6 separate regions of the Mus musculus genome follow, and regions 1, 2, 4, 5 and 6 are each linked to region 3. Evidence: chromatin loops called from intact Hi-C (ENCODE). Cell type or tissue: left cerebral cortex. All regions are shown on one strand.

Region 1 (5,000 bases), 130 kb after region 3:
AACAATATCTATCCACAAATCCAGCCATACGAAGATACTAGAAGGAAATCTCTAGCCTAATGACACCTAAGAAAACAGAGGAAATAAATAACTCTATACCAGCAAAACCACACACCATCATTCTGCTGCATACAAGAAACACACCTCAGATAGACATTACCTCAGAGTAAAAGGCTGGGAAAAGGTTTTCCAAGCAAATGGACCTATCAAGCAAACTGGAGTGACCATTCTAATATGTAATAAAATAGTCTTTCAACCAAAATTAATCAAAAGAGATAGAAAAAGACACTTCATACTCAAAGGAAAAACTTCATACTCATCCACCAAGATGATGTCTGAATTTTGAACATCTATAACCCAAGGGCAAGGGCATCCACATTTGTAAAAGAAACATTACTAAAGGTTAAATCACACATGGAATCTCACACCTTAATAGTGAAAGACTTCAACATTCTACTTTTATCAATGGGCAGGTTATCCAGACAGAAAATAAACAGAAAAATGATACTCTAGCTCACTTGGAATATAGCAAGGTTTAAAGAATATTTTACATCTGCATATTACATCTATGTTACTGATATTACACAAATGTTCTGTGTATGTTATGTATATTAACCTCCCTGATCCAAATAAAAATTCCAAGAGGTAGATATTTTTGGTCCAGTTTTAGGTTCAAATTATGTAAGTGATTTGGGCATGCTTACATAGCTATACCTGAGATGGTTGTGGCTATGATGGCCAATGTTTATATTCTCCCTACTTGAGATGCTTAGATAGAAGGACTGCTACAAGTCTGAGGTTACCTTGGGATATACGGTGTCAGGCCAACCTAGGTCACTGAGTAAGACCTTATCTTACTTAATCTCTCACCATCCAAACAAAAGGGGTCAGGGGTCATATCAAACTCAAGCATTCTGGCTCCACTGAATAATGTTACCCATCATGACTTACTAAAAGAGGAAAAGTATACTTTTAAAAGATTTTCAGCAAAAATGGGTGCCATTTTAGAAGTCCTCATATATGTCATGTATTGTACTAGATTTCTGTATGTTTTTTCTATATAGTTATTCCATACTGTAGATATTATTATTCAACCTTACAAATATGTAATTATACTCACAGAATCTATAGCTCTTGCCCAGTGTCATACCATTAGTAGATGTTAGCAACTTAACTTTACTCTTATACAGCATGAACTCAAGACTTCCATAGTGTTTTTAAGAAAGGCTCCTGACTACTCCCTATGCCCCATTCAATTCTATCTGGACAAATAAATGACTAGTGAAAATTAATAGCTCACTACTTTTATTTAAATATTATTAGGCATTACTACCATCTTAATCTTATGTCCAGACACAAAGTTAACAAAGAACTCCAAACCTAACTTTTCACTTTTACTCTACAAAGATAGGTGGTATATATATGTTTTGTGTGTGTGTGTATTTGGCTCTCAATTGTATTTGGCTACAATGATTTTATCACGGTACAACAGATTACTAGAATTTGAACATATCTGATGTAAAATTCTGAATTTCAGAGTACTTGCAAAAGTTTCAGGAGCACTGACATGACTTAAAACGCTGTAGGCTTTGAAACCAGGGTTACCATACCAGAGCTGCAAATTCCAGAACAGCCTGAAATGCAGACAACCATTCACTAATGAACAAACATACATTCATTCTGCAGCATTTTTATTTCACGTTTAGATCTGGGATATTCAATAACCAACAAAGTCTATGCAAATATTCTTAAATCTCAAAGTTCTGGAGTTTGAAACATGTCTGGTTCCAAGCATTTTGTATATGTACTAATAAGCACGGTGACAGTGACTAAGTTTATACACACACACACACACACACACACACACACACACACACAAATACTCTTAAAACTTTCCTCTAGAAATTAAATTACTCCTCAATTCTATTCTAAGACTAACAGAAGACCCAACCTTGAAATTTTCCAAGAGAATCTGATATTCTGGTCTGGAGAATTTAGTGTGCATTTGCTCTGAGTCACAGAAAGTGTCTACTTAAACAATTTGTACTTTTACCTTTTGGACTCAAGGATTATCTTAGAGAAGCACCTTTGACATGATGGATATATAAAATTCCAATTCTGGACAGCAAGTACTGAGGCAAAAAGGAATTTCCGTCTTTTATTCATGTGTCTATACTTTGTCCTACAAGAGAAAACAAGCATGAGGTTCAATGCAAATGTTAAATCACACATGACTAGCATTCTCCCACGCCTCCTAGTGGACATTTTTAGTGTTTAAAAGATCATCAACTTCTCCTAACCTACAGCTGGAAGTTCATATTTCTGAATATAATTCTTATGAAAAGCAATCAGTCAATATTATCTTTTGTTTTGTTATCAGTGAAGGCAGTGTCAGAATACTGGCTTTTCTTTTCTGTACTGGGGATTAAATCAGGACACACACATGGTAATCAAGTACTGAAAAACCGAATGTTTATTTCTGAGCAACCAGTCTGTTCTAGTAATTTAGTAGAGAAATCACTTAGCTTGTTCCCATCCTTTTACAAAAGATACAGAAGTTGTGGTTACAATTTTAATGGGAAGGATTTTCCATGAACCAATTTCTTTCTTCCTCCCCGCTGTGATTTTGGGAGTTCTCCAAATTTTTTGTCCAGGTTGGCCTTGAACTCATGGGATCCTGAGGAGCTTAAAGTATTTGGGACAGTAACTGAAAACTGCTTTAGTAGATTTCACTGAGTAGAGTTTTACAGTTTGAAGAGAGAAAGAAGACATTTAGCAAATAAGAACGCTACCTAGTCTAAGAGGTCAGGGTGTTTTCTGTTGTTTTTGTTTGTTTTACAATCCTTGTTTATATAAGCATGTCAAAGATATAAAAGCAATACTCTTTATAATTTCATTTTTAATTCTTTAAATTGTACATTGACTTACCATTTTCCCCTCAACGATTAACTTATACACAGCATAAAATAAATGCTTTCAAAAAGAAGTTTATGTTTTTTCAGAGAGTTATATCAATTTGGAAAAATGTCTGATCTGTTTCTGAGACTGGAATCAGTAAATTCGGACAGAGTAAAATTCAGTTAGGCATAGCTTTTCAAGGATCATTAACAGAAATGTGTTAGCTGTAAAAGATTTCTACAAATCCCGTGTCAACACATACAGCAGAAGCCTGCCTGGTCATGTCTTAGTAGAGACAGTTGAGGCCCCGGGGAGTGTGAAGGGGTGGGGACATCCTCTTGGATTGGGGGCTGGGGTGGGTGGTGGGGGAGTAGGTGGGAATGGGATGAGGAACTGTGGGAGGGTGGACCAGGAAGGAGGTAACAACTGAAGTGAAAAAAAAAATTCCTGTGTCAAGACATAGTATTTCCACGAAAATAAGATTTTTCCCATCGCTTTTTCTAGTGATGTCTGGCTAGGTATATAAGCTACACTTAAGGGTAGATCCCATACCCAGCAATAGATAGTTAACACAACATGAAGTCAGTATTTTTGTCTCATATTGGTTTGTAAACCCTACACTAGAAGTCATAACATATAAACAAAGGGCCTCTGTACCCCTGTATATGCTTTCTTAGCCTCTGAGTTCACATGTACCTTGTGACTTGACCTTGTTGATTAGTCCTCCATCCCCTCTGCCTCTCACATTCTTTCTGCTTCCTCTTCCACCAGGTTCCTTGAGCCCTGCGGGGAGGGATTTGATGGCAACATCTGGCTGAGTATGGCTGAGTGTTCCTAGGTTTCTCATTCCCTGCATACCTATCTGGCTGTGGGGTTCTCTTCCCATCAGATACAGGAGGAAGCTTCTCTGGGGATAGTTGAACAAGGTACTGATCAGACAGTAGCAGAATGGCAACAGGAGTCATTTACTAGCTGTTGTTATTATCATTATTTAGAACAGTAGTATTTGGTTTTAGCCTAGGCCTCTGGGCTTGTTTGTTTTCTAAAGAGAGAAAAAGGTATGTTGGATGGGTGGAGAACACGGAAAAATCTGGGAGATGGAGGAGGGGAAACCATGATCAGACTACACTGTAAGAAAAAAAGTTTTCAATTAAAAAAAGTTCCCATCAAGGCTTAAAAATGAAAACTTGTTAATAGATATAAGTTAAACATATAGACCACCTATCTATATTCAGAAAGGGAGTATAGAAAACGCTAATCCAAGGCTCACGCCTTTAATCCCAACACTTGGGAGGCAGAGGCAGGCGAATTTCTGAGTTCGAGGCCAGCTTGGTTTATGCAGAGAAAGCCTGTCTTGGAAAAAAAAAAAGAAAGAAAGAAAACCCTAATCCTTTATTATTGTTTTGAGACCTTAGGTATACATGATTAAGTTACAAAGTTTTGCCAAACACATCCATATATTCTTAGACTTGCTTGCCACCTAGGAAAATGAAGTAGTTTAAAATATAATTTATAAGGAAAAGGGGTCCACCAAAAACCCATCATTCGTGCTAACAGCTCAGATTCAAGTCTTGTCTTGGCAACCATGTTGATGAGACTTCATGGAGGAAGCCTCTGATAGTTCAGCCATGTGGGTGCTAGGAACTGAACATGCATCCTCAGGAAAAGCAGTCAGCGCTCTAAACCACTGAGCCATTTCTCCAGACCCCTTTTCTCATTTGATTGCCTTTCCTTGGTATTTATGTCCTAGTAATTTACGGGAGCACAGGAAGGGATTGCTTCTTGCTTCTGCCTTACTAAATGCTTCACATTTGTTTGCTCCTTTCCACCGATTCCATATTTCTAATGTATAGCTCAGAACTGTCGATCCCAGCACTAGGGTTGCACACACGCATACAGCCATGCCCAGATTTTACTTAGCTGCTGTAGCTCTGCAGGTCCTCAGGCCTATACAACAAGCAGTGATACCCACTGAGCTGTCTCCCACGCCCACTAGGTTAGGTTGAACATTGTCATTATATTGTGGGCCAATATTTAGGGGGTTCAATACAGAATTCTATATTCTATGTGGACATCCAAAATTACTCTTGATGCACTGTGGG
Region 2 (5,000 bases), 130 kb after region 3:
GAAAGCGTTGGCACACACAACAGCTTTTCCATGTTTGGTATCATTTCTGGGGTATTTCTGACAGACATGGAGAAGGGAGCATTTGAGGTAAAACAATAACAGACAAGCCAGGAAGTTAGTTGTGGTTCAGGCTGATAACGTGTTCTAGTCATCAATGTGTATCTATGAAACAATGCAAAGACTTCCATAATGTCACTTCTTACAGGAGAGTCAACTGTATTTAGAAGTCTCACAAATTCAAAGTTTAATAAGTAACAAAAATTGAATCCTGTTAAGTCCTTCTTGTCACAAAATCCTCTCAATTTTAGTAAGTCATACTATTTCTAACTAGCCATATGGCCAGATACCTAAAACTCTCCCTCCACACGCCATGTCATATCCAACATTTTTATCCCCCCATCCCCTCCCTTTTTTGAGATATCATCTTTCTATATAAAGTTCTGACTATCTTAGAACTCACTGTATGGGATGGTCTTGAACTCAGAGATCCACCTGCCTCTGCTTCCTGCCCAGCTTACTCCTTTTTAATATTTATTCTTCTAGAATTTCATACAATATATTTTATATTTCCCCCTCCCCATCTTCCTATGCACCCAACTTCCAGTTCTTTCTCAAAAATAAAAAAAAACAAAGCTGGAAATAGTGGTCTAAGCCTTTAATTCCACACTCAGGAGGCAGAGGCAGGATGATCTCTGTGAGTTTGAGGCCAGCCAAGGATACATAAAGAGACCCTGTCTCAAAAACCACACCAAAGCAACCCCATGGTGGCTAGATAACTGGGACTCCTCCCTCCCCTCCCTCCCTTTCCTAGCCAAGTCACAGTCACCAATTTAGTATCAACTCTTTACAGGGCACTTTCCTGATCCATGGCGATTTCTAGACCCATCTTTTTAAAGGTAAGATTTTCCTCTGTTGCCCTTAGGTCTCTTTGAATCTCAGGCTGGCTTCAAACTAGAGATTCTCATGACTTGGCCTCCCGAGTGCTAAGCTTATTCATACAGGTCTCCATACTCAACTTTGCTATTCGGTTTAATCCTATCCAAAAAAAAGGGGGTGGGGGTGGGGTACTTACCCTAGGACAGCAGTCTCTATTGTTAGTTGAAGTCATCCAAAACCTGGCCCTTCTTGGCATAATGGAGGCACTTAAAATTTTATCTGAGGAGCGAATAAAAAAATGACAGAGTGCTCAGTGATCCCATTTTTTGCAAGGTCAAGAAGCCAGCCTTGACATACCTATAAATCTAGCAATTGGGAAATAGAGGATGATAGAGGGAGTTCAAGGTCAGTTTTGGGTATAGAATCCTGTTATCTTGGAGCCGGGTGTGGTGGCACTCACCTTTAATCCCAGAACTCAGGAGGCAGAGGCAGGCAGATTTCTGAGTTCGAGGCCAGCCTGGTCTACAAAGTGAGTTCCAAGAGAGCCAGGGCTATACAGAAAAACCCTGTCTCAAAAAACAACAACAACAACAACAACAACAAAAAACCAAAACAAACAAAACAAAAAAACAACAAAAAAAAATCCTGTTATCTTAACTCACACACATAAAACATAAAGCAAAACAAACCAGAACGGCTTTACAAACTAAGCAATTACTAACGAGTCAGAACATGCCTTAGGTGTGGTGGGATAAAAAGAAGTTTGGGAGGTTGAGAGGGTGGTGCTTTTGAGGAACACACAAGGTAATCTGGGGTTCGGGATAATTCAGTATGTCATGAACAGAGTGTGTGTGTGATATCCTGGGTTTCACCTCCCACACTGAGAGGGTATATGTGTGTGTGTGTGTGTGTGTGTGTGGGGGGTATGACAGGGTCTAGAACTGAAGTTAGAGAGGCAAGCAAGGCCAAAGAGCTTTTAACCTAAGTTACAGATTTTGAACTTAAAAATATCGGGACAAACAGAAGCTTCTAAAACAAGTGGTGAGTATCTAGGTAAAGAATTTTTCACCCATCTGCCTGGTCTTGGAGGCTACTACTGTCACTGCATGCAGCTGTCACAGGTTAGATTATGGTAGTGGCAGTGTTCAGTGGGGAGTTGGATTTGGATCTCAGGTGTGGGTTCGTGAGAGCAGGGAAAATAGAAACCTTTCAATTTCTGGACTGCGTACATTACTCAGTAAAATACTTTCTCTGGGCAGTCAAAGTCATCTGAAAAAAATAAAACAAACCATCTTTGCCAGCACCTAGCACAGTAACCTGCTGACATAGTTTTATGCCCCCGTTGAAAGTCGAGCCCTTTCCTTTCTGGGTTTTTGGGGATCCGCAGCAACAGTAAAGTGCTGATAAACCTTCGCCAAGGAACATGAAAAGTATTGACTTTCCCGTTTAACCTCGTAGCCGGCGTTTACGGCCAGAAGTCCTGAAATCAATCCATACGGAGTGCAAGGTTACAGCGCCTCGTCAGGAGTCTCTCCACCTAGAGCCCCCCAAGAACTCCTTTTTTCAGCGTCTCACCTGAGGCAAAGGACACAGACAAGCCCGGGCAACCGCTCCGCCCTCCGGCCGCTCGGTCCGCCGCTCTCCAAACGCCAGCAATCGAATCTCCCGCGTCCTCTTCCGCCGGAAGGACCGTCTTGACGGACTTTCAGGAGAGCCAATCAGAAAACGCCCTGCAGGGCGTGTCCCCACCCCACCACCCACCCCCGGGCAAGCGACCCTTCTTGTAAAGCTAGGGGTAGCTGTGGGTTTCGAGGGTCGTTCTTCATCGACTGGTGGAGCGGTAGTTCTCTCGGCGAAGTGCGAGGGAAGCCGGGAAGGCTCGAGGCGTGGGAAGGAGTGGCTTCAGACGGACGCCGAGGGCGTGGGAGCGGATGAAAGTTGGCGCCGCGGGCTGGACAGGAGGGGGCGCTGTTGTAGAGGGAGTCGCCATCGCGGAGCATGGATGGATTACCGAGGCTTAGAGAAGGCTTAGTCTGCGCGCAACACCCAGCGGCCACAGGAGGGACGGGTCGTGCGGGCAATGCGGACGATGGGGGTGACCCGAGAACTGAACACCGGTGGGGCTGCTTAGGCGGGAACAACAGAGGCGAAGAGCCCGAACGGCCTACAAGGAAGGGGGCAGAGCGATCTGTGAACCTCGCTCCATTTCCTGCTACTTGAGGGGCCCAGCATCGAGTCCCTGTACTTGTTTCCTCACCTAAGTAGAGGGGAGAGTCCAACTCCGTCTGGAAGGTTGCTGTTCTGGTTGAGTGTGGGTCACGTGTGTGCCGTCATGCCTGGTGACAATAGACTCACTCTCCCTCCCTCCTCCTCCCGCCCCGTGCCATTATAAGGGATTTGCGGAGAGCTGGGGTGTTACGTGGGACTGAGGTTGCGGGGACAGTGTGATGGTGGCAATAAAGGCGGGGATATGGCATAACCTAGGGTAGCGATAGGGCTTGGGGAGCCATAGATAAGGATGGGGCAAAACCCTGCGTAGTAAAGGCCGACGTAGAGTGTGACCTCAGTGGAGGTGGGCGGGGAGAAGGAGGATGGCGAGTGGCAAGTGTGGAGGCAACGCCTTTGGGGCCAGGAGCTGCCTGGTTTTAGGTTTCCCGGGGGAGGAGCTGGTCTGCAGCGGGCGGAGCTACGAGCTGGGCCCGGCTTAGTCTTTGCGCTTCTGCTGGTGGCTCTCTTTCTTTAGTCGCCCACACTGTGGCTGCCATCCCCAGCCATGGGCTGCCGGGCTCTCCTGCTCCTGTCTTTCCTATTACTCGGGGCCGCCACAACCATCCCGCCTAGGCTAAAGACCCTCGGCAGCCCGCATTTGTCAGCCAGTCCCACACCCGACCCTGCTGTAGCCCGTAAATACTCAGTTCTTTACTTCGAACAGAAGGTAAGCAGAGGCTGGGGAGTAAGGGTTCTAGGTCCCACGTCCCAACCGCCCGCCCATACCTTGCTTGGCTGTTGGAGCACCGCCGCCCACTCCAAAATTCAGACTCTGATACTTAGGACTTGACTTGGTTTTAGTTCACATTTTCTGGAGGGTGGTCTTAAGCCTTAATTATTCGAGTGTTTCCCAACAGAGACCATGAGAAATTTATCCCTCCAGTTCTGGAGGTCCAGGATACATATTTTTAACTCTTCATTTTAGGAAATGCCTCAATCTAAACTCTTTGTTTACCTTGGCCAAAACCAGATTATGGAGACTAACCTTTGACCCCATACCTCTCACCTCAAATTCTTAGGTATGGAGGCTAACCTTCACCTTTAGGTCTCTCAACACAAATTCAGATGTACCCATTACATAAGAATGTATCGCTTCACTAAACTGCTTCTCTCAGCTGAAATGTTACCTTTAGAGGCTAAAAGGTCTGTATCCCCATCTGAAGTGAGTGCAAGGATCAGGTCTCTCTGGTCTTGAACTTGAGTTCACAGTTTTAAGACAGGCTTCTCCAATGCCTTTGTATTTGGTGGCAGCATGAGACCATAGGTCATTACCCTATAGGTCTGAATGAAAAGTACCTGTGTCCTCTGAAATGACAAGGCTATATAATTCTATAGTTCTAGGAGTCTCTGAGGCCTGAATGCACAAGGCACTGGGATTAGAAAGAGTACAGTCGTCTGATCTTGGCTTTAGAAGTCACATCAGGATTCTGGCCTCACTCTGTGATCTTGGACAAGTTACAGTTAGTTTCTGAGCCAAGTTTCTTGGCTTACTGCAGAAGGTTGCAGTGATGACTAACTGAAGCAGCTAAGAACCATAAGCCCTAGCAGAGTAGCTGCCCTGAATAGAAGGTTACCGATGGAGGCATGCTTATTGATGGGACGTTTGACTAGGTAGGAATTTGGGAAAGAGGGAAGACATGGGGTTGTAGAACAATTTAGTTTTGAAGTAAAAAAAAAAAAAAAAAGACCTAGAAATTTAAGTTTGGGTTTCAAAAAAAAAAGAAAAACGAAAAGAAAAGAAAGGAAGAAAGCAAGCAAACATTTTAATTTAGCTGAGGTAGCAGAAGTCTTTCTGGAACGGCCCCTTTAATTTCTACAGCGGCTTATTTGTAAGTTGAGAAGTTGGAGGCAGGACC
Region 3 (5,000 bases):
ACTCTGAGCAAACTAAAACCCATTGGACTGCACCCTTTATGTAGGTGAAGGGCATATGTGAATTTCATTTCAATAAAGCTGCGTATAAAAAAAGAGATACAACTCAGGATTACAGTTTATAACAAGACCATATACACACACACAGCATCATCAAAAATTCTTAAAGACTATGAATGTATACCTACTTACATAAATGGTTACAGTTGAGCATCTCTGCATACCTAAATTTCTGGAAATGGCTATATTCATTAACACATATAGTTTATCAGCATATATCCTTGCAAAGACATGTTTTCTAGTGCCCTTTAATTATCCGAGCCTGCTAAAATCTGAGAAATAAGATGGTAAGATAAAGCTTGCTTTTCTAGATGGCCATTAATTAATATAAATCTGATGTCATTTAGATTTCAAATTTTGAGAGACAGTTGTTCCATTTACCTTAAGCCATGCAGGAAATCCAGCAGCAAAAATCTACGTGAAAGAACGCCTAAACTACGAAAAATTTTAGTTTTTTTATTATCCAAAATGAAGTAAAGATTTGCTCCGAGGGGGACAAAAACCCCTAAAAACTCCCCAAACCATATTTGGCAAATCTAATGGTGTGCCTATCTGTGCCAACTTGAAGAAATGGGGAGTATGGTATTTACCATAATCAAAGAGGAGGTCTTAAAGATACTTTTTTTTTTTTCTGGTAAAATGTTTTCCCTTAACTTTCTAAATATGGAATTTTTTTCCTGTGAAAGTTGAGACTTAATTTTTAGTCTTTCTAAAGACACTGATATTTTTTCCATGCATTTATGGTTGACTACCCACTATAGAGAAGGCTAAAATACTTCAAAGTACTCAATCACGTACAAATTATAGAAGCCATTACATTATATCACCCCCATTTTCCACACTATTTTCACCCATCCTGTTATTTTCTTTCAATAAATCAGTCTTCCACATAACTCAAACGAAGGTTACTGCTCATATAAACAAAGATTCATTAGCTTGAACCATTTCTACATTTCCATCAAAGGACAGAAAGAAAATGGTAGCTATTGGTTCCTTCTGGTACTTACCAACATTACAAGCAGAAGAGCGTAGTATTTCTGAGGCTTCACGTTGCTGAATCCACAAGAATGGCATCTGCCACTTCTGTGGCTGCTTCTCACACCACAAGCCAATCTTTGAAAAAACGTCCTTTTTAAGTACCATCATCTCCATATATCTTTGAAGGTTCCTGTTGTGTTTTGGAAATTTAAAAAGCAGCCTGCCTAGCTTTTTGAAAGGAAGACCTACTGGAACTTTATTAATTTCTAACAGAGGCACCGTATATATTTTCACTGATGCAAACAGACCAGTGCTAGGGATACAATCCAGGGTCTTGACTGTGCTGTGGGAATCCTCACCACCGAGCTAGCCATCTCCTTCGAAAAGCTCAGGAGGGGAAAAATAAAACACTCAAATTACGCATATCAGCATTTTTAACTTTTCAGAGACCCTCAGTAGGTCTTTTGGCATCTTTCTATAGTGAACTTCAGAACCTGAAAAACAAACACACAGTACTGTTTGAGTTACTGGAGAAAAGGTGTTGAGATGCTGAGCAAATAGGCTCAAAAGTTCTTTAAGTATTCTGAATGTATTTTCATCGGTAAGGGTACCAAGTGGTTAAGGGAAGGGGATGATGTGTTAACTAACGTTATCTGCACGAAGATGTCACAACAAAACACATTATTTTGCACAATATAGGTAACAAAAGAAAAGGGAAGTTTTCCACAGTTATCAACTTCGAATATACGCAGTATTTTAGCACAGTTCATTTAGCGTTAGTCGAGAAAGACTGCTCACTTGCAGTCCCTTTTCAATGTCGTTTACGTTCGCTGGTGGGGTAAGAAAGGTTAGGTGCTAACTTCTTTTGGTAGATCCTTCCTTTGTCAGTTTCAGGGCCAAGCTCCACAACCCTTCGCGATCACATTATCTAGCAAAGGATTTCTTTGAGGCCCTTTGCAATTCACGACCGAACGAAAATTCAGTGGTGGGAGCAGGGGTCTGACACCTGAGGAAATGATCATGAGGGATTAAGAAAAATGACAAGGCAAAAAATAAATAAATAAAAATAACCTAGGTTTAGCTCCACTCACAGGGTGCACGCGAGCTTTTCGTCTTACAGGCGCGAGGCCCGTCGTCCCGAGTCCCCACACCACAACAAAGACACATTTTGCCCAGAGAGTCTCCCCAGGAAGTCTAAGGGTTTCTCCACGCTCAGTAAAGCGACTCCCTGTGTCCCGGGGTGGCGAGGCCTTGTGCAACCCCAGCGGGTTGCGGTTCACTCCGACTCGCGATGGCATTTCTGGCTCGACAGCCCTGAAGGTCCCCAGTGTAGCCTCCGTTCAGTCCTAGCCGGTGCGCGAGGCTATCAAGTTCTACATCCTAGCCTCACCATTCTCACCATGCCACCTTTCGGCTCCACGAGCCCCTCGAAACCTCGGCTCGCCGCAGCTCCAGGGCTCCAACATGGCGGCCGGTCCAGTTCTTCTCTGGGCGCTCTGACCAGAGCATCCTGGGTATTGTAGTTCCAGCTGTAGCCTCTACGTCGCTCCCGGACTTCAAAGGACTACAGATCCCAGAGTGCACAGCTCTGGAGCATGGCTATTGGGGCCGCTCGGACAGAGGGATGATGTCATTGCAAAACCCTACTGCATTCATTGTGCTACGGTCTATCCACCCCCCGCCCCCCCGCTGCTGCTGCTGGGCTCGCTATTGCCGCTCGCTCCAGCTGAGCCCTGAGTAGCAGCAGGACCAGGGCAGGGACTGACTCCAGTCCTTGGACTTAGGACACCGCAGCACCTTCTCTTGCGTGCGTGACTCATTCGTATATCATTTCTTTTTATGCCTGGGGTGGGGAGAAAAATCCCAAACCAGGTGAGTTGAAGTGATTTATTCAAATCGTTTTCCCAAGTTATCCCTCCCGCTTAGTTCTCAAGGCTTTCTTTTGAGAAGATGGGGCCGGGAATGGGGGTATGGATTCGGGAGGTTCTCACCGGCGCTGCTAAGAGCTAAATAGCTCTGTGCAATTTGGGTCACTGCAAAGAACAACTCCTGCAACCTGCCCCCGCCAGAGGACTGGTGCCTGCCAATTTCCTTGCTTCAACTCCCTTTAACCTTTTTAAGGCTAGGAGAGGGGGCTGGGCTGGGAAGGATGTTGGGAAGTGCACTTGGAAAACACGAGGAGGGCAAAGGTGGGGGACTGCAGTCCTGTCATTCCACGACCCCAGTGCTGAGGTTTGAGTGGGAAAGGGTGATGTGTGGGGAGAAATGGAGACAGTAATTTAATGTGGCCGTACTTCTTGAGAACATTTGTGTCGCTTGGACTAGCACACACTATTTTTAAGATGAGCAGGTTTCTCTTGAGTCGCTTAAGTTTCGTAGGGCTTTATTTTATGTTTGTATGTTTGTGTCGTTTGTCTCGCCTTTTCCTGCTGATTTGAGGTGACAGTGTCCTTTAATGGTGCACTCCGTGCCAGTCAGAAATATTTCACGTGTCTAGGGAAGGATCTCTTCGGCTGCTAGAAGCTGCATTTTTGTTAAGCGTTTTCATTTTTTTGTGTTCTCCCGACTGCGGGATTCGGGATGGTTTGGAAGTAGAATTTGTGCTTGTGTGAGTGTTTTAAATTACATCGCGATAGGCTCTTGCCACTGACAATGGTACTGTAACAAGCTGCCGTTTCTGAGGCTTAGTCTCCACTCAGAAATAACGGTTTGCAGACGGAATCGATTAGGAACCTGGGTGCTTTCTTGTTCTTTTTCTTTTTAACACTTTAGGGGAAGGAAAAGTTGAATGTTGTGTCACCCCGTTACTGGACTTTAATGAAAGGTATCCAAGGACAGAGAACCTGACCTGGGAAACTAGGGAGCGTGGTAGTGTGCTGTTTGTTTGAATTTTGTTTTCCAACGAACTGACACGTTTAATAAGGCAGGCAACATTCTGACTTGTATGATGCTGGCTCTCCTCTTAAGAGTTACAGGGATGAACGCTGCAATAAATATGTTCCTTTGAGATAAACAGCTGGCTGGCTCCGGAACAGATGGGGCCAGTCTTAGCTGAGAGATATACAACCTTGGAAATGAATGGACTTTGGGTCAACCACACCCCCTTTAGGAATGTCAAAAGAAGGAGAACCGCCAGAGTATTTGCTTAACTCCAAAAGGCTAAAGCTTTTTTCACAGCCTCTGCCAGCTTTAGAGGAAAAGTCATTTACTGTCTGTCTTTCGCTTCTGGGAACCAATTTTATTCATTTTTAATTGAGATGCTCAGGTCTCCAAAGTTGGAGCTGCTGGGTGACACTTTGTTAAATGCTTCATGTTACCGAATGCAAAGGACAGCTTTGTAAGTGGAGGGATTTATTGGGAGCGCAGCGGGTAGTGGTTAGATTTGGGGGAAAACCAGCACGCTGTATTTGCTTCTTCCTACAGCTCTGTAATAGCACTCTGCCCTTCTCTTCTGTGCCCTTCTTTCTTTCCCTACCCAATTCTCATCTCTTCAGATTCCGTTTCCCCTCCCCCTAGTCTATTTGTAGTAAATACTGCCCTTTCTCTTTGAGGATTTCCCCTGTGGCAGGAGAGTATCACATCTCTTTTTCTAAGTCACTTTCCAGTCTCTGCACACCGCCCTCCACACCTTCATCCTGCCGTCCTGGAAGGAACCCTGGAGTTAGAGGATGTAGGCTATGTGTGAATCTTTACTCAGAGTCCTCTTTGAAGAGGTACTGGTATTTTTACCCCCCCCCCCCCTTGGAATCTGTGCTTGGTAGGGTGACACCAGCGAGCCCCCACCCAGGGCTGGGATTGTGCTTTCCATGGCAGACATAACCTGGGCCCGGGAGCATGTGGACAATGACATGCAGGCCTGGGACTCTTCCTTTCCATGGCACTGCTCAGTCCCATGGTTCAGCCAAAATGCTTTACACAAAATGCTCTTGTCATTCCCAAAGTAGTCTTGAGTAGCTTCTGCTTCA
Region 4 (5,000 bases), 72 kb before region 3:
TAGTAAAGGGTTCACAAAGCCACTGTGTGGGGGCAAACTATTAAGTACCAACATGTCAAATGTTTTTTTGCTGTGTCTTCACCTTATGTCTTGTTTTATACCATTTAAGAAATCATTGCACTTAAATAGGCTCTTTTACCACCACAATCTGTTCAATAGGCTACTGTTTTATTGTACAAGTGAAGTCCTTCCATGTAATATCCCTTTTCCTACTGTTATGAGAAGACTGAAATTAGGTGTGAGTCCATTAGTTTAGTATTGCTGAGATGCTAAAGAGTAAGGACACAAACATATACTCCCAGAAGCATTAAACCAAGCCAGTTGCTACCAAGTAATGTCGAGCCCTCCCCTCACCCCGGCCCAGGTTACGAGTCTTTCCCCACAGGGGCTTTTACATCTGCCACTTAGTCTGGCTTTACAAAAATAACCAGGAAACATGTGCTCAAAAACTTTGAACTGACTTGAAAAAGTAGTCCACCTATTTTCACCACTTTGTGTAACAAAACACACAAATACATAATGCATAAAGTTTTCAGTTCTCCAAGGTCTTGTAGGTCCATTTTAAAACCAGCAAGAAGCTGTCTCCTTTGAATGCAATCTGAGCTGCTAAATATTAAGTGCTGTGAATACCAAAACCCAAAATATAGTATGAAAACTTTTGTTCTTATAAATCCAAGTGCTGTTCTTTTTTTAAAGGTATTTAATGTTAAGTCTTCAACAAGGAAAAAAAAGGTATATTTTCTCTGCCAACATGTATGTAGTTATCAACAAAAAGTTGGGTATGAGGAGCACTTCCTTCTTAAACCTCATACTACTTTTAAAAACCAGCTGCTTCACAGGCATTCGACAGGAAAAGGTGAAGACTTGTTTTAGCTGTCAAAAATGAACACGATAAATTTGCTGGGCCCTTAAAGAAAAAAAAAAAACCTTTTCCCCCTCTTTAAATTAAGATTTGAAAGGACCACGTGAAACCGTGTATCTTGTGAACTGATTTACCCAAAAGAGTGGATGGACCTAAAGAAGAATGAACCCAAGTCACTTAAAGACTTTTGTTTAAAACACACAACCACAAAAGTAAAAATTCTTGGAAACAGATTCTACACCTTACAAAGGTAAATAAAAAAGACAAATACATATTTTATATGTTTTATTCACAAATTTTATAATACCAGTCACACATTTCAAAACCATTTATTAGAGTCAGACCACTCAGTTGTACACTAGACAGAAACCGTCTCTAAACAACATATTGGTGGTTGTTGTTAAAGTGGCCTTTTAAAAGGGGTTCACTCTGCTAAAAGGAGGCTCATCCTGATAATTGCAATCACTAACAACTAGAGAAAAAAAACTAAACCTTAAGTACAAGCTTGAAAAGTAACTTAAAACGTATTAATTGGGAAACGGTTAAGACTCAATATAAACTAAGTTTAACAGTAACTTTACTTAAATAACATATCGCTCCCACATGAATCCACAGAAGAGCAAGACCAGAGGGAAAACAGAAGGTAGCAAAGGACCACTTCGCTCAAGGGGTGAAGAAAAGCAAGCCTTCACTATCAGGGAAGGGAGAAAACGAGAATAGGAAAAGGAGGGACTGAATTTTTCAAAGAAACTTCCAAGTATTTGTTACCCACTGGGCCAATTCTCCACCTACAGGTTGGATAAGACCTCCCCCACACACCCAAACCCCATCCTCAGCCCAATTTTCCTACCATTGGGGCAAAATCAGACCCTCCGAGAGGAGAATAAAAGTTTGATCCAACAGCCCCCACCCCAAAATGGGGCTGACGGGTGAGAGCAGCTGCCTGGCTGGCAGGGAATGGGTTCTCTCCTCTCTTCCCTTTCGCATCATGTGCTTTGCAGGCGCCATGTTGAGCTAACAGGCCGCTGCTCCACTCGGGGCCAATTCCCTATACCCAACCCACCGACAGCTCGCTCCCAGGTCCCCCTTCACCTCCTTCCAACCCACAGAGCACAATTCCCCAAAAAGGACACTGAGGGAAAGCCCCTCCCCACCTTCCCAAGGGCTTAAGATGGTTTGTTTTTTAACTCTTTCGCTCCCCAAACACCAACTGCCTCTAAGTATTTCCCCCATCCGAAAGGCTGTCCCCGATGCGTGGAGCGTGGGGACGTAGTCAGAGGTGGCCTAAATAGGGAGTTGGTAAGCGGAAATGGGGCTCCACCCTGCATCCTCCCCGCTCCCTCCCGAAAGAGGCCCACGCTCCCAGCCGGGGCCAAAGACCAAGCCCGAGTCGGGGGTGGGGGGTTGGAGAGGAGGAACTCCGTCCCCCTTCGGATGGAAGCGAGACCTGGGATGAGGCTGACACTAAAATCAAGGAGTATTAGAAGAATAGGAGGCTGCGGGGTGTATAAAAACCTTGGCGGTTTGGGCCTCGATGAGAGAGACGATCTCCTTGGCGAAGGGCAGGTTCTCCTCGGCTAGAATGGTCAGCATATTGATGTGCGGTTTGCTATTGAAGGTCAGGTCTTCCAGCGACGACTGATAATCCCGACAGGCGTCCTCCCGGGCCCCCGCAGCCCCGGCCTCCGCCGGCGTCTGCTCTGACATTGCGCCGCGGCCCCCCTCCGAGGTCCGCCGCCGCCGAAGCTGAAGCCGCTCGACACCCCGCCTCCCTTCCGACGCCTCGGCCTCGCTCCCCGGGTCTCCGGCGGCTGCGGCTTCACCACATGCTGACCACGGAGGGGGGATGGGGGACGACCCAGGGGGAACCTCGGGGAAGAAACGCCGCAGCCTCACGGGGAATCTCCGTCCGCTTCCAGCCGCCGCCGGGGCTTCTTTCTCCACAGACACAAAATGGCGGCGGCAGTGGCGGCTCCAGCTCCGAAAATGTCTGTGTTCCCAACCGCTGCGTCGTGCGAAATGAACTAGGGGAGGGGAAATGTGCGGTAAGGGGCGGGGCCGTTGGAAACACCAGGCGGGATTGGCTGGCCCGCGCGTGTCACAGGCCCCGCCCCCGGCCCTTCCGCAATACGTCCAAGCACCGCCTTCTTCCTCGGTCGAGTCTCGGCTTTCGCAACACCTCCGGCTCGGAGACGCGGTGCAAAGGACGGTCGGCTCTCATTGGCCAATTCGTAAGGGACTGTTCGGTCATTTGTTACCATAACAACCCATCCAGGGAAGCCAGTAGAGGACGGAGGCTCCAGAGGACCGGCCCAACCAGTTTATGAAAGCTGCACCAGGCCCCTTCCTATGCACTCCTCCAACCACTGGGCGACTCCATCAACCATCCTCCTCCCGCTTGCCTCCTGGGTGCGGGCGGGGGTTGGCATGAGCTGGAAGAGCGAAAGCCTCCAGTCAAGGCCAGTCGCCCCGTCTCAGGTGCTCCCGGGAGCCTGGGCGGGGCTCGCTGAGCCAGCTGTCCCTCAGGCATTAAGGCGGAGACGCCTGCCCTACCCGGAATCCAGACTGGAGTAACTCCTGCTAACTGCCACACTCATAAAAGCACCTAGACAGGCTTGCAGGAGTTGAGTCCCCAGGAAAATGCTTTTATTAGGAGGTGCTATGTGAGAAAAGCTTTCCCAGAGGAGCTGGAGATCTTTTGAAGAAGTCACATTTCTGGAAGGGTATTCACAATAACCTAATAGCACTCACCTCTTCAATCTGCTACATTTCCAAATGGCCTTAGAATAAATACAATATCTGAGCCATACTTGATGGCTCAGGCCTTGAACCTCAGCCCTCAGGAGGCAGAGGAAGGTGGATCTCTTGGAGTCGAGACCTGTCAAGTCTAAATGTCAAGTTCCAGTCCAGCCAGGGCTACTTAACGAGTCCCTATCTCAAAAAAACATAACACTTAATCCCAGCACTAAAGAGACAGAACGGAGATCACTGATTTCAAGGACAGCCTGATCTACAGAGTGAGTTCCAGGACAGCCAAGGCTACGTACAGAGACCTTGTTTAAAAAAAAAAAAATACATCTGAGATATATGGAAAAATACCTTAGATTTCTATAATCTGGTTTTTAAGATACACAAAACAAATAGTTTGTCAGAGCCTTAGTGAACTATGAAGCACAGTGGAGGGATAGTTCGCACACACACATACACACACAAACTGATGACACGTCCACTCCATGCTATGGTTAAAGGGAAGGCTTTTATTGTAGATATAAAGAAAGAACTGCCATGGCATCTGGAGAATCCAGAGCAGAGAAAAAGATAAACCGAACACGACCATCAGACCATGGCCATGGATGTCTTTGAGAGAAGGGAGAATAGCGGCGGATAGACGACAAAGATGGTAAGAGAAGGAAAAGCAGAGCAGAGGAAGAGAAAAAAAAAAAAAAACCAGCAAGAATAGCAGGGTTATAAAGAATGAGGAGCTGGCAGAATGGAAGCCTGTGGGCTGGAGGGAGGTTAGGGTACCTGAGGAGGAGAAAAGGGCTAGGATGCTAGCATGCACTTTGAAGACTGTAACAGGTATTTGTGGTACCAGGGAGCCTGAATGCCAGCATTTGTGTGCTTTGATATCCTGATAGGCACCAACGTAACCACATATGTCTTTTGGACAGAGGGGAATTGGTTTCACAAGTTCCTGAGGAGTGCTGACTTTTATATAACTGCCAGAAATCCTCCTACAATCCAGACTGAGCCCATTTCTGGATATTTAAACTGCCTTTTGGAGTTTGAGGAGTTGGGGTTTCCTTTGAATGTGAAAATTTGGGGATGGTTTGGTTTGGTTTGAGAAAGTGTCTCACTGTGTCCCTGGCTAACCTGGAACTCTCTGGGTAGAGTAAGCTAGCCTCAAACTCACAGCATTTTGCCTGCCTCTGCTGGGATTAAAGGCTTGTAACACAGTGCCCAGTACTACTTTTAGATTTTGTTTTTTAAAAAATAATTCCTCAGTTTGGTAGATATATTCATATTCTCTCTCTTGTCCTCATTCTCTTTCCCTCTCCCTCTCCCATGCCTCCCTCCTCCCTCCCTCCTCTCTATCTCTTCAATACTGGACATCAAATCCAGGGTGGCATACATCCGG
Region 5 (5,000 bases), 220 kb after region 3:
AACCCCAGAAAGCCCCTGAAAGACATTTAACACTCGCAAAAATCACAAGTTAGAAACAAAACAACAACAACAACAAGAAAATATGAAGAAGGAGGCCAATAGGACACCTCCAAAAGCTCACAACTTCTGAATATTCAAAACAAAACAAAACAAAAGTCAAAGAATTAAAAATTTTATAATGGTCCACAACTTTGCAGAGGACTTATGCTGCTGAATGAAATAAGAAAATTCCCCACCAAAGTTAAGTCAGAATGGATGACAAAGTCAGCAACATAGGTGAGATATTAAAGAACATGTCATAAAATTCTTCAAGGGATTAGGATTCTGGAATAAATGAATGAGTGAATAAACAGGGATTAAAAATTAAAAAGAAACCACAATGGAATGCATCACCAATAGACCAGGTCAAACATAAGAAAGGGTTATCAGAATGCAAATCAAGGTTGAGAGGAAATATTACATTCATGCAGCAATAAGAACTGCCACACCAACCCCAGTAGAATCTGTGTGACAAGTTCCACAGACTGAGGTGAAAACTTCAAAAGAAAGAGGCCTCCTGGAACCAGTTGTGGAGCTCTTAGCCAGAACAAAATATTGAGCCATAGTTCTCATGGCGATTTATCTGTTTTACTTTCTTTTATTCCTTTTCTTATTTACATGTTCCTGATAGCCTAGGATAAGATCTTAATCGAGAGAAATAGATAAGAAATCATCCCTTGAGAATGGGTCACTAGCCATGACCTCATCTCCAGGAAACCAGTGTTTTACTTCATAAATCATTTACAAAATTGCATAATAGTATTATGGTAGACAAAAACTTTCCCAACAACATAATTCCATATGGCTTCAAGTGTGTCATCAGAAGTAGGCTTTGGTATATGGTAAAGAAAGCCTTAAATAAAAATAATTAAAATAGTTTAAATTAATGCTTTGAAGATTTACAAAAAAAAATCAGGCATTAGATGTTAAACAATAAGTGACCATAAATATCTACTAACCTGTTCTTGGAAATATGCCCCACATTTTGGATGACTGCCCCAGTGCATACATCTTCTCAGAGTTGTAATATTTGGATGAGTTTTGTGCTTTACTGTACCAAATGACAATGATGATATTCATGATTGCTTTACTGGACACATCTTCTAAGAGTTTTAATACTTTTTTTTTAATGTATAAAAACCCTTGCTTGAGAGCTGCAAAATACACTCAGATTCAAACTGCCTTTGTGTTTGTTTCTGTTTGTCACCGCCGAATCCTTACCCACTCAGCCTTTCAGGACCCTCGTCCCAGGGACCCTCATACCCGGTTGAGATGGTTTGTGGCAAAAACAACAACAAAAACAAAACAAAAAACAAAACAAAACCAAAAAACCAAAAAACCAACAACCAAGGGTCTTAGTCTCTGGGAAATGTAACTGATAACCACACTTAGATTCCATCTCATTCCAACAGGACTGCTACTGCCAAGAAAACAAATGAGCATCAGCCGCCATTCACAAGGATTAGGGTGGGGCTATCCAATTCTGAGAGGCGTGTGAATTACTACAGTTACTATGGAAAATATATAGAGGCCCCTAGAGTAACTAAATAAGGAGCTACTCTATGATCTAGACATACTAGGAACACACCCAAAGTGTGCATGCTACAGAGATTCCTGTATAACCTGCTCATTGTAGCAGTGCTCAGAACAGCTAAGGTATGCAATCAGTCTACTTGGCTATCAACAGATAAATGGATGAGGAAAATGTGTTATCCATCCAAAGTGGAGCTTTTATTCAGGCATAAAGAAGTACAAAACTGGGCTCTGCCACCCTATAGGTGGAACAACAATATGAACTAACCAGTACTCCCCGGAGCTCGTGTCTCTAGCTGCATATGTATCAGAAGATGGCCTAGTCGGCCATCATTGGAAAAAGAGGCCCATTGGTCTTGCAAGCTTTATATGCCCCAGTACAGGGGAACGCCAGGGCCAAGAAATGGGAGTGGGTGGGTAGGGGAGTGGGGGAGAGGGTATTGGGGGACTTTTGGGATAGCATTGGAAATGTAAATACAGAAAATACCTAATAAATAAAATTTAAAAAAAAAAGAAGAAGAAGTACGAAACTATGCCATTTTCTGGAAAGTGGATGGAACTGGATGGAACTCACCATGTTAAGTGAAATAAATCGGACCGAGAAAGACAGAAACTTTTACAGGTTTCCCCATTATGTAGAGCCTAGATGTAGATGATACATACAGGAGAGTGGGATTACTTAGGGAAAGGAACAGGAGGAACAGGCGAGCAGGAGGAGGTGGTGGGAAGGTGTGAGTATAGTCAGTGTTACGTGAGATCAACCTGTCTTGGTTTACTTTCCATAACTGCAATATGGACCATGACCAAAAGAAACTCGAGGCGGAATGGGTTTACTTGGTTTGCTATTCCAGATAACCATCCATAAAGGAAGCCAAGGAAGAAACCTGGAGGCAGAAACCATGGAAGAAAAATGCTTACTATCCTGCCCTCCATTGCTTGCTCTCTCTGCCTGCTTTCTTATACCACCCAGGACTGATTGCCCAGGAGTGGCACAATGTGGTGGGCTCTCTTACATCAATCATTAATCAAGAAAATGGCTGACACATTTGCCTACAGGCAATCTGATGGAGTATTTTCTCAATCAAAATTTCTTTTCCCAGCCAACTCTCTAGGTTGTATCTACTCCTCTGTCTCTGTCTGTCTCTCTTTCAGATACCATCAGTTTATATAATGTATGTATGCTAATAAAAATTTAAAGCATAAAGTATATTGGAAAATTTTATGATTCATAAATTAAAAGCAAAGCAGACTACATGTTCTCACTTCACAGTTTATACAACAGTGCCCTCTGGTGGTATAAAAATTGTTGCCATTTATGTATTTGCTCATAGCCAAGCTACTTGAGAGGTACAGTGGTTCAACCTTCTTGAAGCCATGGGAATTCAATTGATTACCAGAGTTATTTAGCAAACTGAGACTCTAGAATCTTTTTCAGATGGAACTGTTAACTTCTGTGTGACTGAACACACAATTTTTGGCTGTTGCAATGTTTTAGGTGTTCCAAGGATGGGCAACTCTGTTTTATTAGCAGAGAATAATTTGCCTTCACAAAATTTTGTCAACTTCGAATGAAATTCTTCCTCGGTGTCCCAGTCTTTTGCCATAGGAGATTTCTGTGCACTTCAGTAACCTGAGAGTAATAGAAAAGTGTTCAAATCCACTACCCACCAGACAGTGTTTTCTCAAGTGTGCTACTATTGAGTTCACAACCACATCTCCAATTTTCTCAATCTCTAATTGCTAAATTACAGCGTATTTATGAACATATGAGAAATATAATATTAATGACGATCATATCCTCAGAAAAATGAAGGAAACAGTCTTGTTGGACTGTATTCATTTTATGTTTATTAATACAATATTTGTCTTATATGGGCACTGTGGTAGCTCTTTTCATCTTGCCTTTCAAGCTAACTATTCATTATATAGGAGGATGTAAGCCACCATATAGTTGCTGCGAATTGTACTCAGGACCTCAGCAAGAGCAGCCAGTGCTCTTAACCGCTGAGCCAACTCACCAATCCTTTCCTCCTCCTCCTCCTCCTCCTCCCCCTCCTCCTCCTCCTCCTCCCCTTCTTCTTTCTCCTCCTCCCCCTCTTCTTCCTCCTCCTCCTCTTTCCCTTCCTTCCTTCCTTCCTTCCTTCCTTCCTTCCTTCCTTCCTTCCTTCCTTCCTTCCTTCCTTATCCTCCTCCTCCTTCTTTCTCTTCCCTTCTTCTTCTCCTTCTTCTCCTTCTTCTTCTTTTCCGAGACAGGGTTAATCTGTGTAGCCCTGGCTGTCCTGGAACTCACTCTGTAGACCAGGCTGGCCTCAAACCCAGAAATCCACCTGCCTCTTCTTCCCACGTGCTGGGATTAAAGGTGTGCGCCACCACTGCCCAGCCCCTTTCCTATTCTTATACTTATATTCTTCTTTCCTCTTTTTGTCAATTTCTCTTTCACAAATGCTTCTTTGTGTCTCCTCAAGATTAGGACAGAAGAGCGTACTAGTCTGTATCCTGATGAGTCAAGGGAAAAGGATGTGTGAAAAATAAGGCATCATTACATAGAGGGATGATTTCAGTTGCAGGGTAACTGAGGAATCTCCACCTTCCTTGTCAAAGTAGACAAGGGTGTGCAACTTATTGGAGAGCTTAGGCTAATCATGTTTGAGGCCTCAAGATTACTTCTCAAAATGCAAACACAATGAAACAAGCAAGGAAGCAGAAGAAACTAGATCTCTGGGGTTGCTGGTGAAGAGAAGGGAAGGGTGGTTCCAGCTTCTTGGAGTCATTTTCCTTATGGACAGTTTTGTTATTCCCCATCACTGCCACATGATCATCTGGGGGTATTGATTCCTCTGTGGCTGTTTGATCCCTAAAGTTCTCACATCCTTTATTTATTTATTTATTTATTTATTTATTTATTTATGTACGGGAGAATGAAGGGAAAGTAACAAAGCAAGTCCTTAAAAGGCCTTACAGTGGAAATAAATGAGAAGCTATGTGTTCTCTGGCCCTCTTTTAGCTTTGGGGACACCAAAGCACCAATTCTGACTAGAGATGGCCAGGTGGTTGAGAGCACTGAGCAGTTTCTCTGTGTTCCTTCTCATCTTCAAAGCCCCAAATTGTCACCCACTATGCTTAATAGATATCATATTATTTCTGGATGTATACTTCATTCTTGATCAGGAAGAAAATGCAAACATGTATCTTTGCCATTGTAGATTTTATTTGCAGATTGTCCCTGCTCCTTCCTGTACTTCCCACCCGTAGTCCTTTCCACATTTCCATATCGTGAAGCAGGAAGCATCTTTTGAATCTCTCTCTCTCCGTATTTTAGAAAGAACTGTTGTGCATGCCCAGAGTGTACTTCTTTTCCCAGGCCATGCCTGTGAGGATTTGACAATATCATAACCAACTTTTCTTATTTCATTAAGTCAAATGATTAG
Region 6 (5,000 bases), 180 kb before region 3:
TCTCCAAGCTTCAAAAGCATTGTATGCAAAGGCCACAAATAAGAACGGGATTAATAACTTGTGCCTGCTCACTCTAACCCTCTCTTTGGGTCCTATTATCTCTGCTTACTAGAAATCCTTGAAAACATGTTTGAATCCTACTTCTCCCATCTTTTCTAAATTCTTTTATTAGTGTACATTCACTGTACACATGATGGGTTTAGTAATGGCATTCCTTTTCAAAAGTATAATGACTTTATGCTTGTTTAGTCCCCATTACCTGCTCCTGCTACTCTCCCCTTTCTCTTTCCTAATAGTCCCTCCCCTTCTATTTTATGCCTTACATATACACACCGCTAGATTGCACATATGAGGAAACACACGGGATGTTTGTATTTGTGTATCTGCCTTACTTTGCTTAATATGATACTCTCCCGTTCCCCCACTCCCACCCCAATGTCATGAATTTGATTTCCTTTTTTAAAAAATTATGTATATGAGTACACTGTAGCTGTGTTCAGACACACCAGAAAAGAGCATCGGATCCCATTACAAACGGTTGTGAGCCACCATGTGGTTTCTGGGAACTGAACTCAGGACCTCTGGAAGAGTAGTCAATGCTCTTAATGGCTGAGCCACCTCTCCTGCCCTTGATTTTCTTTATAACTAAATAAAACTCCATTGTACACATAATAATTCTTATTCATTTGTTGATGGGCACCTAGGCTTTCTCTATAGCTTGGCTATTGCAAATATGGCCAACATCCCACTCTCAGCTGGACTAGAAGATTAATTGTTTAAAAACTTACATGATACTAAGATATTACTGTTTCCTTATTCTCTACCTTCTCCTGTTTTTCTATTACAAGTTCTTGTGAAAAAATATAAAAGCAAAATTCTGGGCCTTTAGGCCCAGGCTTGGGAATGTGACTCAATGCTCCAAGGTATGCTAGTCATAAAACAGACATTCCTCTACCCACCGCTTCCTGGGTTCAAAGAGTGTTCATTCAAAGAAAGTTACCCTGACCCCCCCCCCCTGACCATTGCTGGAACCCGCTATGCAAATGTGCCATTGTTAGGGGCTCTTAGAAACTGTCTTGAGAGATAACCCGAACAATTACCAGGTATTCCTTGTGACTCTTGTGACTTTGCACTTCCTTTTGACTCTTAACTGGTATCTTTGGTATTTTCCAACAATGCCTTCCCCACTTCCTTGAGTTGTGGTTTCTTCCTTTAAATACCCCCTTACCCAGCTACTTGGGGCGCCAGGGACCTCTACCCCTGCGTGGTGTATTACTGTGGTCCCGAGAGCACTCTTGAATTAAAAGTCCTCTTGCAGTTTGCAGCAAGACCGTTTCTCATGCGTGATTTGGGGTGTCGCCTCTCCTGAGTCAGAACGTGGGGGAGTCCTCATGTTGTGGGTCTTTCACTTGGAGAGCAGAAATCCTTATAATCCCCACATAGCCTGGGAAAAAAATCCTGTACAGTAAGAACTTAAATTGTTGTTGGAATTCTTTCTTTGTTCTTCGAATTATTAATCTTTAAACCTAGCTGGCATTCAGATATTTCTGAAAATGAAATTGGAAAATATTTTAAAGTCTAGAGTGCTTCGCTTGAATACCAGGGACCCACCTGGCAGCCCAGGAGAACTGTCTCTCCTGTCTCTGTCCCTAGTACCCACGACAGAATCATTTTAATTTCCTTCTATGTGTAATCTACTAAAGTGCTTGCTGGTGGGAACCAAGTTTTGTTTTTAATGAGCTTCAGTGCTTGAAATGGTGGCTGGTGGGTAGCTGATTCCCACAAAGTTGCAATCTGGGTAAGCGACAGACTAGTTAGTACATTGCTTTCAAGGTTTTACCAGGTGGGGCAATGACTTTGGTAACTGAAGTTGGAGAATGTTAAATCATGAACAATGCCGACCCAGGAAATGGAGAATTTTCGTTTCCCTGAAGAAAAGGCCTAAAACAGTTGGTCCTCCAGTGCACCAGAGGGCCAAGCAGAGAGACGCGAAACTGCAAGTGTGTGATACGCTTTGGACTTCCACGGGCACTGGTCGATGCTACAACGCGGTCTCATCCCCACAATCCTCAGCAGCAAGGACTGCGGGTCCCATGATGCTATGCTGCTACGCTGGATTCGGTCTGGGAAGCTTGCTGCGGGACTAACTCGCCGCCCGCAAATGGGCGCCAGAAGGTTCTCCAAGACCCCGCTTTCTTAGGGCGGTAAAGGCGGGAAGAGATGGGAAAAGGGCGATGTGCTAGGGGGATAAGCTCTGAGTCGTGTTAAGTGTGGCTCTGTGAAGAGGCCTAGCTTTGTAGAAGAAAAACCTCTCAAGTAGGTGCTTTGGTGACAGACCGGAAACTACATTTCCCAGCATCCTGATGGTGAGAGGACTTCATTGTCCGAAAGCCTCAGCGAAAATCAACGCGTATTCCGCTTCCCCTTGCTGACCTGCGGGGCTCCGAGACTATGAGGAGCCGCTGGATTTGGCGGTTCCTGCGCCCTGACGGCGGCGGAATCCGCTGGACTTCAACTCCTCATGGGCGTCTGTCACCCGCCCTGCGGAGAGGTGAGACGAAGACTCGCTCAGGGAGAAGGTTCGGGCGGGTGTGCCCGCTCAGGCGTCCGCGAGAGTGACACACCCCCTGCAGGGCCCCGCCCACCCGCGCAGAGCCACCCGCGAGCTCCGGGGATGGTGGGTCTTGGGCGTTCCAGACAGGGTCTGGCTGGAGGGCTTCCTTCCTCCTAGACCCAGCCCCTGCGGACCTGCGCCTCCTCTCGGCTTGAGTTGGTGGGGGCGCGGGGCGGGGTTCCGTCTCCATTTATGAACTCTTAGGTAGTTTGCGGGTGTTCTGATTTACAAATCACATAGTAGGGTTTTGTTTTGTTTTTTAAGTGTCCTGGAACCTATGCGTTTCCAAACACTTTGTTAGTCTGTATATCCTGGAGAATATCTTACTTTACTCTGAGAACTATTTCCAAGGCTTTTTTTTATACTTGTGCTTTTCAGTTTTTCCGCCGTAAAAGGCATCCCAACCTCCACATTTCGTTCTTCCTGGATCTGTGTATGATGATAAACTGAGTTATTCAGTACCCAAAAACACTTCTCCGCCCTCCACACTTGTGTGGTTTTGTTGTTTGCCACTGTTTTGTTTTCACCCTGTTATTTAATTGTATTTGTTCCGCTGACTTTCAATCAAGGCTGCCCTTGCAAGGCTACTGTTTAGCTGCTAGAATTAGTCACATCTTTGAATCCATATTTAGGTAGTTATTATAAATACACATTCTGGTGGACTTTTCAGAAAAGGGTGGCGAGGTGGGTCCACTGGTAGAAACTTGTGCTGCACACAAGCATAACAACACAAAGTTGAACCCCCAGCCACTTCCAGGTTCAATAAAAGCTGCCCTATCAAAGACTTAGGAAGGGCATGACAGAGCAGGATACAAAGACCTCCTCTGTTCTCTCCTTAGGTATGTGTGCCCTCACACACAAAGGGGTAGCATTGTTTTGAATCTGATGAAATAATTCAAATCTCAACTTATCTGTGTACTTTTACCAAAAATATAACACCCCAGAAAAATGTTAATATTTTGGTACAATTTTCAAGTTATTCCACTTGAAGTCTGGTTACTCTTGAGGAAATCTTGTCTCCCCTTAAAATTAGTGCATGGTTTGTGTCCCTGTTCAGTGTAACAAGTATTTACTGCTTACTATAGACAAATGTCAATAGTCTAGCAAATTTGAAAGTTGGTCCTTATCCCATGGAAATACCACAGTATAGTTATTTTCAAGTAGATGGTGAGATGCAGAGGAAGCCGTGATTTGTCTACGTTTTTGTCGATGGTGCTGCAGTCTTCATTTGTTACTATCCACACTTAGCAGTACATCAGAAACACTACAGATGATTGATTCTTCTAAGTACAGATTGCCAAGCCTTATGACCAGAAGTACTGAATCAGTCCTCAGGTGGAGAGGAAGCATTTTTGTTAGTTCATTTAATTTGCCAAGATTCTCTGAAGCAACATATACATTATGCCACTAGACTATAATGTAAGAATATGTTCTTTGGAGTTGTTAGTTTGAAATGAGTTTCACTGTGTAATCTTAGCTGTCCTTGAGCTGAAGAGCGGGCTGGCCTTGAACTCACAGAGATCCACCTGTCTCCACCTCCCGAGTGTTGGGATTAAAGGCATGTACCACCACCTACTCCCTGAGAATATATGCTTTAATTCTTTGAATTTTTATAGAAAAATAACAAGCTGGTACCAGGCGAGATAAGTCTGCAGGCAGAGGTATTATTGCCAAGCCTGATGAGCTGGGTTTGGTCCTGGGACTCATGTGATGGAAGAAGAGAGCCAAGTCCTGAAAGCTGACCTCTGACCTCCACACATACTTCTACATGCACACACCCACATACATACATCCACATACAAATATACAAATAAGAAAACTTACCAGTTATGTCTTTGAAGTGGTTCAGTTCTAAAAACGGCCAATAAATTAATAATTAGATTTAGTGAACTCTATTTTATATGCCTTTTTAAAAAGTAAATTTTGGCCTTTTCCAAAAGAGTCATTTTCTACAAGATAGTCCAGAGATCTATAGTAGAAATTTTGTAAATTGTTAAGTCTTTTAATTTTGAATTTGCTATCTCACTGTAAACATACAAGATTAGTTTGAAAAAATTAAAATGATGTATGTAGGGTTTTGTATAGATGTCAAATGTACTCTTGTTTTGTTTTTCAAAAAAGGGTTTCTCTGTATAACCCTGGCTGTCCTGGAACTTGGCTCTGTCACCTAAGCTGGCCTCAAACACTCAGAGATCTGACTGCCTCTCTGCTGGGATGAAAGGCATGTACCACCACTGCCTGGTATCAAATAGACTCTTAAGGAGTGCTTATGAATCAAATTGCTCATGTCACAATCAGACCAGTGATAATAGCTTATTGAGAATATTCAAAAGCCTTTCAGAGAAATGAAACAGATACTTTCCCCACTCAAAGTCCTGGTGCCAGA

What was found. A loop is a pair of places that touch in the nucleus more often than their neighbours do. Peaks named below come from ENCODE experiments on the same cell type or tissue, not always from the same donor. Only the 100,000 strongest peaks of a DNase experiment are listed, where the experiment ranks them.
Region 1: it touches region 3 in a loop (4-fold over the local background); 17 of 42 quality-filtered maps call a loop at or near these places.
Region 2: it touches region 3 in a loop (2.5-fold over the local background); 17 of 42 quality-filtered maps call a loop at or near these places.
Region 4: it touches region 3 in a loop (4-fold over the local background); 18 of 42 quality-filtered maps call a loop at or near these places.
Region 5: a loop joins it to region 3, with 2.4 times the contacts of the local background. A loop is called at or near these places in 2 of 42 quality-filtered maps.
Region 6: it touches region 3 in a loop (7-fold over the local background); 10 of 42 quality-filtered maps call a loop at or near these places.

What each region holds. Positions count from the first base shown.
Region 1 is chr7:92,864,518-92,869,517 of GRCm38, forward strand. Ddias (DNA damage-induced apoptosis suppressor) reads right to left here. Exons shown (of 6, transcript NM_001355126.1): 3 at 2,054-2,182. The coding sequence starts at 2,166. Among named protein-coding and RNA genes, the nearest start is that of Ddias, 7.2 kb to the right of the region's middle. In left cerebral cortex, a CTCF peak has its summit at 2,257 (motif pointing left); a DNase peak (open chromatin) is centred at 2,243.
Region 2 is chr7:92,871,690-92,876,689 of GRCm38, forward strand. Ddias (DNA damage-induced apoptosis suppressor) reads right to left here and starts at 2,558. Exons shown (of 6, transcript NM_001355126.1): 1 at 2,452-2,558; 2 at 1,073-1,155. It overlaps Prcp (prolylcarboxypeptidase (angiotensinase C)), which reads left to right and starts at 3,564. Exons shown (of 9, transcript NM_028243.3): 1 at 3,564-3,811. The coding sequence starts at 3,650. In left cerebral cortex, a CTCF peak has its summit at 2,846 (motif pointing right); DNase peaks (open chromatin) are centred at 2,611, 2,849, 3,212, 3,514 and 1 more place; H3K4me3 peaks cover 2,309 bases; H3K27ac peaks cover 1,937 bases.
Region 3 is chr7:92,738,936-92,743,935 of GRCm38, forward strand. Rab30 (RAB30, member RAS oncogene family) reads left to right here and starts at 2,779. Exons shown (of 5, transcript NM_029494.2): 1 at 2,779-2,907. 4632427E13Rik (RIKEN cDNA 4632427E13 gene) reads right to left here and starts at 2,524. Exons shown (of 2, transcript NR_015510.1): 1 at 2,127-2,524; 2 at 1,771-2,041. In left cerebral cortex, a CTCF peak has its summit at 2,559; DNase peaks (open chromatin) are centred at 2,615, 3,620, 4,019 and 4,680; H3K4me3 peaks cover 3,955 bases; H3K27ac peaks cover 1,936 bases.
Region 4 is chr7:92,667,052-92,672,051 of GRCm38, forward strand. It overlaps Pcf11 (PCF11 cleavage and polyadenylation factor subunit), which reads right to left and starts at 2,861. Exons shown (of 16, transcript NM_029078.3): 1 at 2,378-2,861. The coding sequence starts at 2,569. In left cerebral cortex, no CTCF peak of the experiment used is centred here; DNase peaks (open chromatin) are centred at 1,907, 2,134 and 3,053; H3K4me3 peaks cover 3,680 bases; H3K27ac peaks cover 2,221 bases.
Region 5 is chr7:92,962,434-92,967,433 of GRCm38, forward strand. No RefSeq gene overlaps it. Among named protein-coding and RNA genes, the nearest start is that of Gm40448, 88 kb to the left of the region's middle. In left cerebral cortex, a CTCF peak has its summit at 2,862 (motif pointing left); a DNase peak (open chromatin) is centred at 2,868.
Region 6 is chr7:92,559,085-92,564,084 of GRCm38, forward strand. It overlaps Ccdc90b (coiled-coil domain containing 90B), which reads left to right and starts at 2,065. Exons shown (of 9, transcript NM_025515.3): 1 at 2,065-2,551. The coding sequence starts at 2,452. In left cerebral cortex, a CTCF peak has its summit at 1,954; DNase peaks (open chromatin) are centred at 2,091 and 2,347; H3K4me3 peaks cover 1,704 bases; H3K27ac peaks cover 1,405 bases.